Regions from separate parts of the Homo sapiens genome. Here region 1 is linked to region 2. Evidence: chromatin loops called from intact Hi-C (ENCODE). Cell type or tissue: dorsolateral prefrontal cortex. All regions are shown on one strand.

The links. Hi-C counts contacts between places; a loop is a spot of excess contacts. Peaks named below come from ENCODE experiments on the same cell type or tissue, not always from the same donor. Only the 100,000 strongest peaks of a DNase experiment are listed, where the experiment ranks them.
Region 1: it touches region 2 in a loop (4-fold over the local background); 58 of 110 quality-filtered maps call a loop at or near these places.

The regions. Positions count from the first base shown.
Region 1 is chr6:106,299,155-106,304,154 of GRCh38, forward strand. The region is part of intron 3 of ATG5 (autophagy related 5); the gene reads right to left. Among named protein-coding and RNA genes, the nearest start is that of ATG5, 24 kb to the right of the region's middle. In dorsolateral prefrontal cortex, CTCF peaks have their summits at 2,015 (motif pointing left) and 2,219; no DNase peak of the experiment used is centred here.
Region 2 is chr6:105,482,051-105,487,050 of GRCh38, forward strand. No RefSeq gene overlaps it. Among named protein-coding and RNA genes, the nearest start is that of PREP, 81 kb to the left of the region's middle. In dorsolateral prefrontal cortex, CTCF peaks have their summits at 2,830 and 3,030; a DNase peak (open chromatin) is centred at 368; H3K4me3 peaks cover 239 bases.

The DNA of each region.
Region 1 (5,000 bases), 820 kb after region 2:
ACCTAGCTGGATACCAAAATTCGCAGATGCTTAAACCCTTATATTAAATGGCATAGTATTTGCATATAACCTACACACATTCTCCCGTATACTTTAAATTATTGCTAGATTACTTATAATACCTATTACAATGTAAGTGCTACGTAAATAGTTGTTATACCATATTGGACTTTTTGTGATTTCATTTTTATTGTTGTATTATTATTAGTTATTGCTTTTTTCCCCCAAATATTTTCAATCCATGGTTGGTTGAATCCATGGATGCAGAACCCATGGATACAGAACACCAACTCTTATCCAGAACTGTATTTTCTGTGTAAATAAGAGGACCCAACTAGCTAAAGACTCAGTGTATTGCCCTATAGAAAATGACTGCATAAGAACAGTATTAGGTCTATTTTTACACTTTGTTCTTTTTCTTCTTTACATTGCTCTAGTCTTCCATATTCAATTCTCGAAATGAATATATTTTAATATTTCTTTGCTTTTTGTTTTTTATTCATTACTCCATTTATGTGTGTGTGTATGTTTGTGCATGTGTGCACATTGGCACATGGTGTAGCAATAATGGATATTCTCAGAAGGGACATGATTCTAGTATAAATATCTGTACTCAGATAGCAAACTAATACAAGTATTCTAAAATCAGCACTGAAAGAATTTTCCCCATACTGGAGAACTACTGCCCAAGTTCATGTCACTAAAATAAATGCCTCCTATTCGGAAAGTTGCTGCATTCTGATTCACTGGAAACGGGATTACATTTCATTGTAACTGCAAGCATGTAACTACAAATGCAAACCAAAGTAATTTGATGATTGCTGTGAATACTGACTTACTCTATATGTAGGACAAACACAAACAACTATAGAGTAGCAATGTGTTTCACAGCTTTCTAAGCCCATTCTTATATATGAAAAAGTTCAAAAATAATGAAGGGATACCACATATATAAAATCTATGTAAGTCACATTTCAAAAATCTAGTTTACAGAATACATTGTTAACTCCTTTATGCCTAGTTTTCCATTATTGGAACGCTAAGCTTGTGGGAGTTATGTAAACTGTTCAAGGTCACTGACAAGGTCTGATTTTTCACACACAAAAAATTTTAATCTCCTGCATAAATGGGTTAAGTTCCAGAAATTCACAACCTTAAAAAGACTGGAAATAAGACAGAAGAATCTGTTAGCATTTATGATTAAAATGTTAAATGTTTTTTAAAAAATTATACACAGGTTTTCACTAAAGCATTTTGCTAAAATCTACTTTTGAAATCACAAAGAGTATTAAATTCTGAGTCATTCTATCATGTCTATGTTTAAGATCAACATCAATACAGCCATGGGACATTTAACAACATGGATATGTTCCGAGAAATGCATTGTTAAGCAATTTCATTCGCTGTTCAAACATCACAGTGTACTTACACAAACCTAGATGCCATAGCCTACTACGTACCTAGGCTACATGGTGTAGCCTAATGTTCCTAGGCTATAATCCTGTACATCATGTTACTACACTGAATACTCTAGACAACTGTAACACAATGATAAGTATGTATGCATCTAAACACAGAAAGGATACTATAAAAATACAGATTATCATCTTCTGGGACCACCATCCTAAATGCGGTCCATCATTGACCAAAATCATGTAGCCCAAGAGTATGTATTTTTTTTTACAATTCAAAAAGTAATTTCAACTTCTTCCTTTTACCACCTGTCCTGAAAGTCAATTTGCAGAGAAAAATTTCCCATTAAAGTTATTTATTTTACAGTTGACAAAATGAGAAGCTTGTTCTAAATTTCGTGCTTGAAGGTCTAAGATCTAAACCAAAATTAGGGTTTACTTACAAAGTATTCTTCGGAAGGACCAAGAACTGGTCTCTTAACATAATTCTAATATAAAACTAACAAATATAAAATGTGAACACCAGTTGTGGTAATAAGAAACTTCACCCCTTAAAATACAATGTTAGAGCACCCTCTGCTGACTAACATCTCAGTCTGAAGAAAGAGACTCTATTTTGAGTTAGGCCAGCACTTTCCATTTCCCATGTAATTTTTAAAAGCTAAAGATGCAAAGATAAAGCTCTAATCAGACATAACCTCCTTGTAAGCTCTCTACAAATCGACAACAACAAATGTATTGAGTATTCATTATAAGTATACCACTGTTCTTAAATTTTTTTAATTCTAATTTGGACAAATTGATATAAGCAATTAGAGAGAACAGATAAGATGGGAGAAAAATTTTTAAACAAAATGTTAGCAGGTGTGGTAAAAAGAGCCCTGAACTGATACTCTCAAAATCTGGGTCCTAACTTATTTGAACAAGTTACCTTACTTATTTGAGTCTCGGTTTTCCAAATAAAAGCAAGGGGCAAATTTAGATTCATTCATTCATTCATTCACTGAACAAACATTTACTTATCCCCTCCTATATGCTGCTGGTTTAAGTACAAAGAAAAATGATCCAAAATCTGAACCTTTTTTAACACTGACATGATGCTCAAAGGAACTGCTGCTTATTGAAGCATTTCGCATTTCAGATTTTCAGATTTGGAATACTGTAAGTATATAATACAAACATTCCAAAATCTGAAAAAATCTGAAATCTGAAAGACTCTGGTCCCAACCATTTTGGATAAAGGATACTTAACCCATATTAACTCACTTAATTCTTGAAACAAAGTTACGAAGTACAAGGTACCATTATCATTGCTGTTTTACAGACAAGAAAACTGAGATACAAAAAGGTCAAATAACTTGCCCAAGGTTATACCGCTAGTAAGTGATGAAGCTGGGATTTGAAATCTGGTTTCTGACTCCAGAGTCAGCATCCTTAATAACCATTATGTTACAATACACAGTTATAACATGACAAGAATATAGGAAGTACACACGTAGTGTAGAGATGGCACAAACGTAGAAATGATCACTTTGGGCTAAAAAGAACCACAAAAAAGGTCATAGTTAAGCTAGATGTTAGAAGTATGAGCTACAGGAGGGAATATATGAATGAATAATTAATTACAACCAAAACAAAGGATGCTGGAAAGAGCAAAAAAGATTTATCAAATTAGATGAGCAAAGAAACGGAAGCCCAAAACATTATCCCACATTCATTAAAACAAGTAGCTTAGTACACCTGGAAAGACCTGGAAAGAAGTGGGATCATGGACAACCTTTACACACACATCATGCTTTAGTGTTTGGCTTTATACTGTAGATGATGGTAAGTCAGAATAGGGTTCTTGAGGACAATAACAATGTTAGATCTGCATTTCAGAAAGAAAAATTATGGCACTGGGGAAGATAAACTAAAAGTAATAGTATTAAAAGCAGGAAGACAAATTAAGAGGCCACTAAAACAATCCATGTGAGAAATCAGATGGGCCTGAATCCCGAAAAACAAAGCAGGGAGTTTAAGGCATACTTAGAAGCCAGAATCACAATCTAGAGGCTAGATGATGAGGGAATCAAGAGTGGAGACGAACATCAACAAATTTAAAAGATCCAAAATTACAGTGAGCTCTTTTTTTACTACAATAGAATCAAACTAGAAATCAATAATGAAAAGATAACAGAAAAACCACTAAATGTGGAAATTAAACACATTTCTAAAAAAAACTAAGATTCCAAAAGAAAGCCTCAAAAGAAAATTTTAAAAATACACAGACCCGAATGAAAACAAAAACAGAACATATCAAAATTTATGGTCTATACTAAAGCCTGGCTGAAATAGATATTTGTAACACTAAATGCTTGTACAACATTGTGAATGTAATTAACACTACCATGGTTAAGATGGTAAATTTTGTTACATGCATTTTACTACAATTTAAAAAAGAAATTAAGGTAAGAGCTCAAAAAAATAACCTAAGTCCCTTTTCAAGAAACTAGAAAAAAATAATAAAACCAAAGGAGCAGAAGGAATAAGATTATTAAAAACAAAAAACAGAAACCAACAAAATTGGAAATTTTAAAAAGGAGAGAAAAATCCATGAACCACAACACTGGCTCTTCAAAAAAATAAGTAAAATTGGTAAACCTCTAACAAAGCTGACAAAAATGAAGACAACACTACAGATCCTAAAGTCATTCACAGACAAGGAAATACTATAAACAACTCTATGTTCATAAATTAACAACTTAGAAAAAACAAACCAACTCCCCAAAACCCATAAACTACCAACACTCAATGAAGAGGAAATAGGCAAGCTGAGTAGATCTATATATATCAAAGAAATTGAATTGGTAATTAACATGCTCCCCAAAAAGAAATCTCCAGACCCAAGTGGTTTCACTAAAGATATCTATCAAACACTTAAAGAATTGACAGCATTTTTACACGACCTTTTCCAGAAAATACATCAGAACAGAACACTTTCGAACTCAGTTTATAAAGCCCGTATAACCCTAATGCTAAATCAGACAATAGAAAAAACAGAAAACTACAATCCCTCTTATGAACATAAGACACAAAAATCCTCAACGAAATATTATTTGGCAAACTGAATCCAACAATGTATAAAACTTATTACATTCCGTGACCAAATAAGATTTATTAAATGTATACAAGGTTGGTCCAACATCAAAAATCCATAAATGTCATCTATTATAGCAACCAGCTAAGGAAGAAAAGTGATACAATCATATAATTAGCACAGAAAAGGCATCTGACAAAATCCAACATCTATTCATGACAATTGTGAAAGACTAATACATTCCCCATAAAATTAAGAACACCAGAAGATGTCCACTCTCACCACTCTTATCCAACACAGTACTAGAAGTTCTAGCTACTCCAATAAGGAAAAAAAAAAAAAGAAGAAAAGAAATAAAAGGCCTACAGATTGGAAAAATTATATAATTTCTATTTGCAGATGTCAAGACTGTTTACATAGAAAACCCCAAAGGATCTACCAAAAAAACACCTAGAACTAGTGTGTGAGTTCAGCAAGGTTGCAGAACACAAAAATCAATAACATTTTCC
Region 2 (5,000 bases):
ATAGGGGGTGTGAGTGGTCTCCCTTTATTTCTGGAATGCTTGCTTTCTTCGGAAATCATGAAGACATCTTTATTTGAAGCCTTGTTCATCCTTTAAATTGACTCGCAGATTTGCTATTATCTAGAGCGTCTTGAAAGGTGTTGTGCGTATCTGACAAATGGCCTCATTATTCATTAACTTTCACTTTGATATACATATTTTTTAAGTTTTTTTCTCTTTTCTTGCTTTTAAAAATTGGATGTGTCAAACATGCCCCGACTGCTTTAGCACTGTCTATCTGTCTGGTGAAGGAGTGCTGGAAAATTCACATTTAAACAGCATCTCCACAAGTTCTTAATGATGTGCTGAAAGGCAGCTGGCCCAAGTCCAAGTCTGGGGTTTCACTGCTCAGGAAGGTCAGTTTAGTCCTAAGGGGAAGGAAAGAAAAAAAAAAAAAAACCCAAAAGACCCAAAACCAACTATAATCTGTATATCCCGTAAAAGAAAAATTACAAATTCTGATGTAATACTTAAAATTATTATTTCTTAATTCCAAAGTAACTGCTTTTATGACCAGCAAACTCCCAATGGTTAAAATTATTAGCTCAAGACATTTTGCTTTAGTTTAGACAAAAACCTCTAAGTGGCCTACTTTCATTTTCAGTTGGTTGAACAGTTTGTGGTTATATTTGAAATACTTTTTAAAAATGGTCTTGGGTAGGGAGTCAAATTAAAAAACCAAAAAATGCCAAACCTCAGTTTTTGAAAACTGTTTTCCTGAAGACCTGTCTAATCATTCCAATAAGGACACAAAGACATCGACCAATCACATAAATTCCTTATAGTCTCAAAAGCAACAGAAGGCCCCCCCCCCCACTCCCCTCCTCCAATGCAGGCAAGTTTTACATTATTTCTTAGATTAGCTACACATCTTGTTTTTCATGAATTTTAAAAACACATTTATGCCTCTCTGAGGCAGGAAGAATGGGAGTTAACAGCTCAGAAGGAAAATCATAGTGACATTGGACCACATGCCATCTGACGAGGGGATTACTTATAGATGATGTGTGTTCTCTAGTTATCCCTCAAACTCCCCTTGGACGATTAACTGTCTGGTTGGGAGGTGAAGGCTAAGACAGACAGATTAATAAACAGCTTTTCTTCACAACCAAGTCATTTGTTGAATAAAATCTATGGGAAAGCTGATGCCATAAAAGAAGTTAGATAGCATCACCATGGCATTATCGCCCTGGTTATCCCTGAACTCTGGAGACTTAATAATCTTCAAATAAGTAGTATTTAAACAAATCCCCTTTCAAAAGAAATGAAAAACTGGAGAGTTTATTTAATAACCACCACAAACATGAAGTGGTATAAAAAACTCTGCTTTCATGATTTAATTTTGATAACAACCAAATGTGCTGAGTAAGTCTTCAAGTCCCAAAGTTCAGCATTTTTTTTTTCTATTTTCCACTGCTTAATCTATTAAGAAAAACTAACAAAAATGATTGCTGCTGCTTTTGGATCTTTGAGCGTAATTCATCTTGTTTGTTTAATGCACGGTGAAGAAAGCTGGTTAATGGAGGTTAATCAGCTTGGAACCTGCTCAAGGACAGCACGTTGAGGTTTGAGAAGGGTGCCCTATGCCATCACAGCAGTGCAAAATGCAACAAAAAACGTCTTGCAGCTCTCTGTTCAAAGAGTCATTGCATGATAAAAGAGAAGGCTACAGTCTGACTCATGATGTACTGAAATAATCTGATATCTCTGTTTGGCTTCTCTAAGAGCAGAATTTCATGGAGTCTGGGATCATTCTGAGGGGCATCCATTAAAATGTGAGTGTGAGTTTTGCTTTTTTTTTGGTCTGTGTGCAGATTTCTATACAGTTATATTCCTTATTCTTCTTTTGGGTTACAGGCCCCTTTGAGAATCTGATAAAAGCTATAAAATCCAGAAGAATGCACACACACAGAAGTTACACATCTTGTTAGGGAGCTCCACCAAGTCCCTGAAGCCTGTCTGTGAACCCCCTGTTGCACGTACAGACAAGACCTTGTCTGATTGATGAATTCATCTTGCATTTTTATAACCTTTCCAGGCTGCCTGCATTTTATTGGTGCTTTTTGGCAAGGGAGCCAAGACTCCTAAAAAAATCTACAAGCATGAGATTCCTTGAAATGGAGAGGTAACAAACAAAGAAAGGAACAAAGTTAAAAGCCCGAGAACCCCTAAGATTTCATTCCTTCAGGAAAATCTGTGTCATAAATCACTTCTCCAGGTGTCTATATTTGACTCTTAGTTGTTTGTGTGGGAGTCCTTCCCTTCACTTTGCTGCCTCCACCTGCTTTCTCCCTTCCTTCTCACCGACCCCAGCACAGGCACAGTGTTACCTGTTCTGTTCTGTTCTGCACCAGTGGGACAATGTTGCCAACTGCCTTCTCATCTAATTTGTGAAACCAGGTCTCTTTCCTCCAACATATACAATCTTGTGTCACAGGATATCTTCCTCTTTCTTTGGAAAAGATATCTTCAAGAAGATAAGTTCTGAACTCAATAAATATTTTCCTTTCTCAAACTAGTGATAGATATAGCCCATTGACTCATTTCAAATGCCAGAGATTGCACTTGTTTTCATCAGTACGAGTTTGCCCTTTATGCCTGTGAGGAGCTAAGTATAAGCCAGTTTCACACACCCCTCCCCTTTTAATTCAGCGCCTTGTCCATATCTCCACACCCCAAAATGAGCAGTGTCTGTACGATCTTACTGGCTCTTAACCTGAGGAAGAGAGACCTGTGGTCATCTCCTATTTAAATGTTTTCTCTTTAAGTGCAGTTTTCCAATATTCCACTAGTTGGGGCTCTATACAAAGGAAAGAAAAAGAAGGGGTTCCTGCAGAATTATTTACTAAGAAAACACAATATATGATACCGCTAAACTATTTTCTGAGGCCCTGGAAATAAGCGCGTTAATTTAATTTTTGTTCCTATATACCAACCATGAAGTTGTATTATATCGCTATATCAGACGTGCTTGCTTTGCTTACATTGGTTAGAGAAGTAAAACCAAGATTATCGCTTTTGATATGATTTGCAGGTAACCAGCTTACCCATTGCGTAGTTATTACAAAATATGAAATTATAAAGTGCGCAATGGAACATTTGCTACGCAAGTGGTAAGACCATCTTCTTTGTAAGATTTTTCTAGGACAGTCATCTTTTAAACCCTTGTTGTTTGATTGAAAGTCTTTCCAGTCTTGAGAATTTGATTTCTGTGTCAGCCTAGGACCAGAGTTTGGACAAGATGATCTAATATCGGTTCCCTCATGAACCGCTGGGAAACTGACTTGGTCCATGCTAACATTTGCTTCTCTCTCTCAGCTTTTACTTACTTTGTGTCAGGTTGAAAGATTACCTCGGACAGTCACAAATAATCCAAGTCTCCCAGTGCTTTGCTTACCCTTGCTTGTTGTAGGTTTGTTTATCCTGTCTTTCTCCACCTCCCCGGAGATCCTTTGGCAAATCTGATAAACAATTCCTTTTTCTTGCTCAAGGCAGAAAGTCCAATCGAATACAATGGGAGGCCAGACTTGGCTGAAATGCAGGCTGCAGGTGTTCTCAGCATTGTGGTCATCTAAACCAGATGCTGGGGGAGTTGAAGCACCTGCTTCCCTTCTCTGTGTACACTCCGGAGACTACCACTCCTGGGTAGGCTGGGCCAGAGAACCAGGCTGAAGTGAGCGACGTACATACTGCAGCATCCTTTTGACAGATAAAATGAGTTGCTCTAGAAACAATTTCTCAAAATTCCCCTTTAAGTCCTCAAACACATACAGGTTGATCTGCTATTCTCTCTCTCCCTTCCCTGATATGACACCACTATTCCTTCAACACACACACACACACATACACACACACACCTGACAACAGAGCCTGCTTCAAGCAGATACTCAGAGACTCAGAGGCAACTTTATTTTTCCCCGGATTATCTAGGAAGAAAAGACTGGCTGTGGACAAGATGGTGATGACTTTTATGGTTCCGATAACAATGAGACAGATGCCAAAAGGCTTGCATAGCCTCAAATTTTATGAACATTTCTATAGGTGTCATAAATCTCTGAACAATCCAGAGAGAACATTAAATCTTCTATCTTGAATGTTGAAGATTAATAAGAGTTCAGGGGAGAAATTGGTCCTGAGGCAAGGTGACTATGTTATAAGCAGCTGCAGAGGTTGGCTCTGGTATTTTCATTAAGATGATTCTAAGTTGTATTATTTCAGCTCTAAATGTTAATAACACATTGACAGCAGGCCTGTGCATGTGTAGCCAAACCCTTAGTTGTATACCTGCACGAGTCAAGTTCCGTCCTTCTGTTAATATTTTTTAAAATTTTTATTTAAACAAATATTTAATTGTTTTGTAGGGACAGGGTCATGCTGTGCTGCCCAGGCTGGTCTTGAACTCCTGGCCTCAAGTGATCCTCTTGTCTCAACCTCCCAAAGTGCTGGGACTACAGGCATGAGCCACCGCACCTGACTCCTGCTATGACTATTTCTATTCTGATTTCAGTGTTTCTTTTTACCGCAAATACTCTTCTGGGACAGAGATAATGCTTTGCATTGATACAGAGGGATATATTTTATCTGTATATCTTTGCCCTCTGTTCTAAAAGTCAGCTGAGAAAGTTTTTGTCTTGAGGATTGAAGCCCCGACCCTGCTCCGCTCTGGAGGTTTCCATGCAAACATAGGCAGTGAGGGCCTAGGCCCAGGCCCCTTGAAGGGGAGGTATATCCTGGACCTCAGTCCTTCCCAGCACCCCATCTCCTCCCTCCAAGGGAAACTTGTCTCTTACCTGAGCCTCTATTGATATCAGAGCTTGAGGAAGCCCTTTAAATTTGCTCCCTGTATCTCTGTAATGCACAGACACATTCTTGTTGCTACACGCCCAGACCAACTCTACATTCAAAATAATAATTTTTCAAAGGAGAGACCTGGGGTAGGTTTGTGATGTTAAAAGATAAAA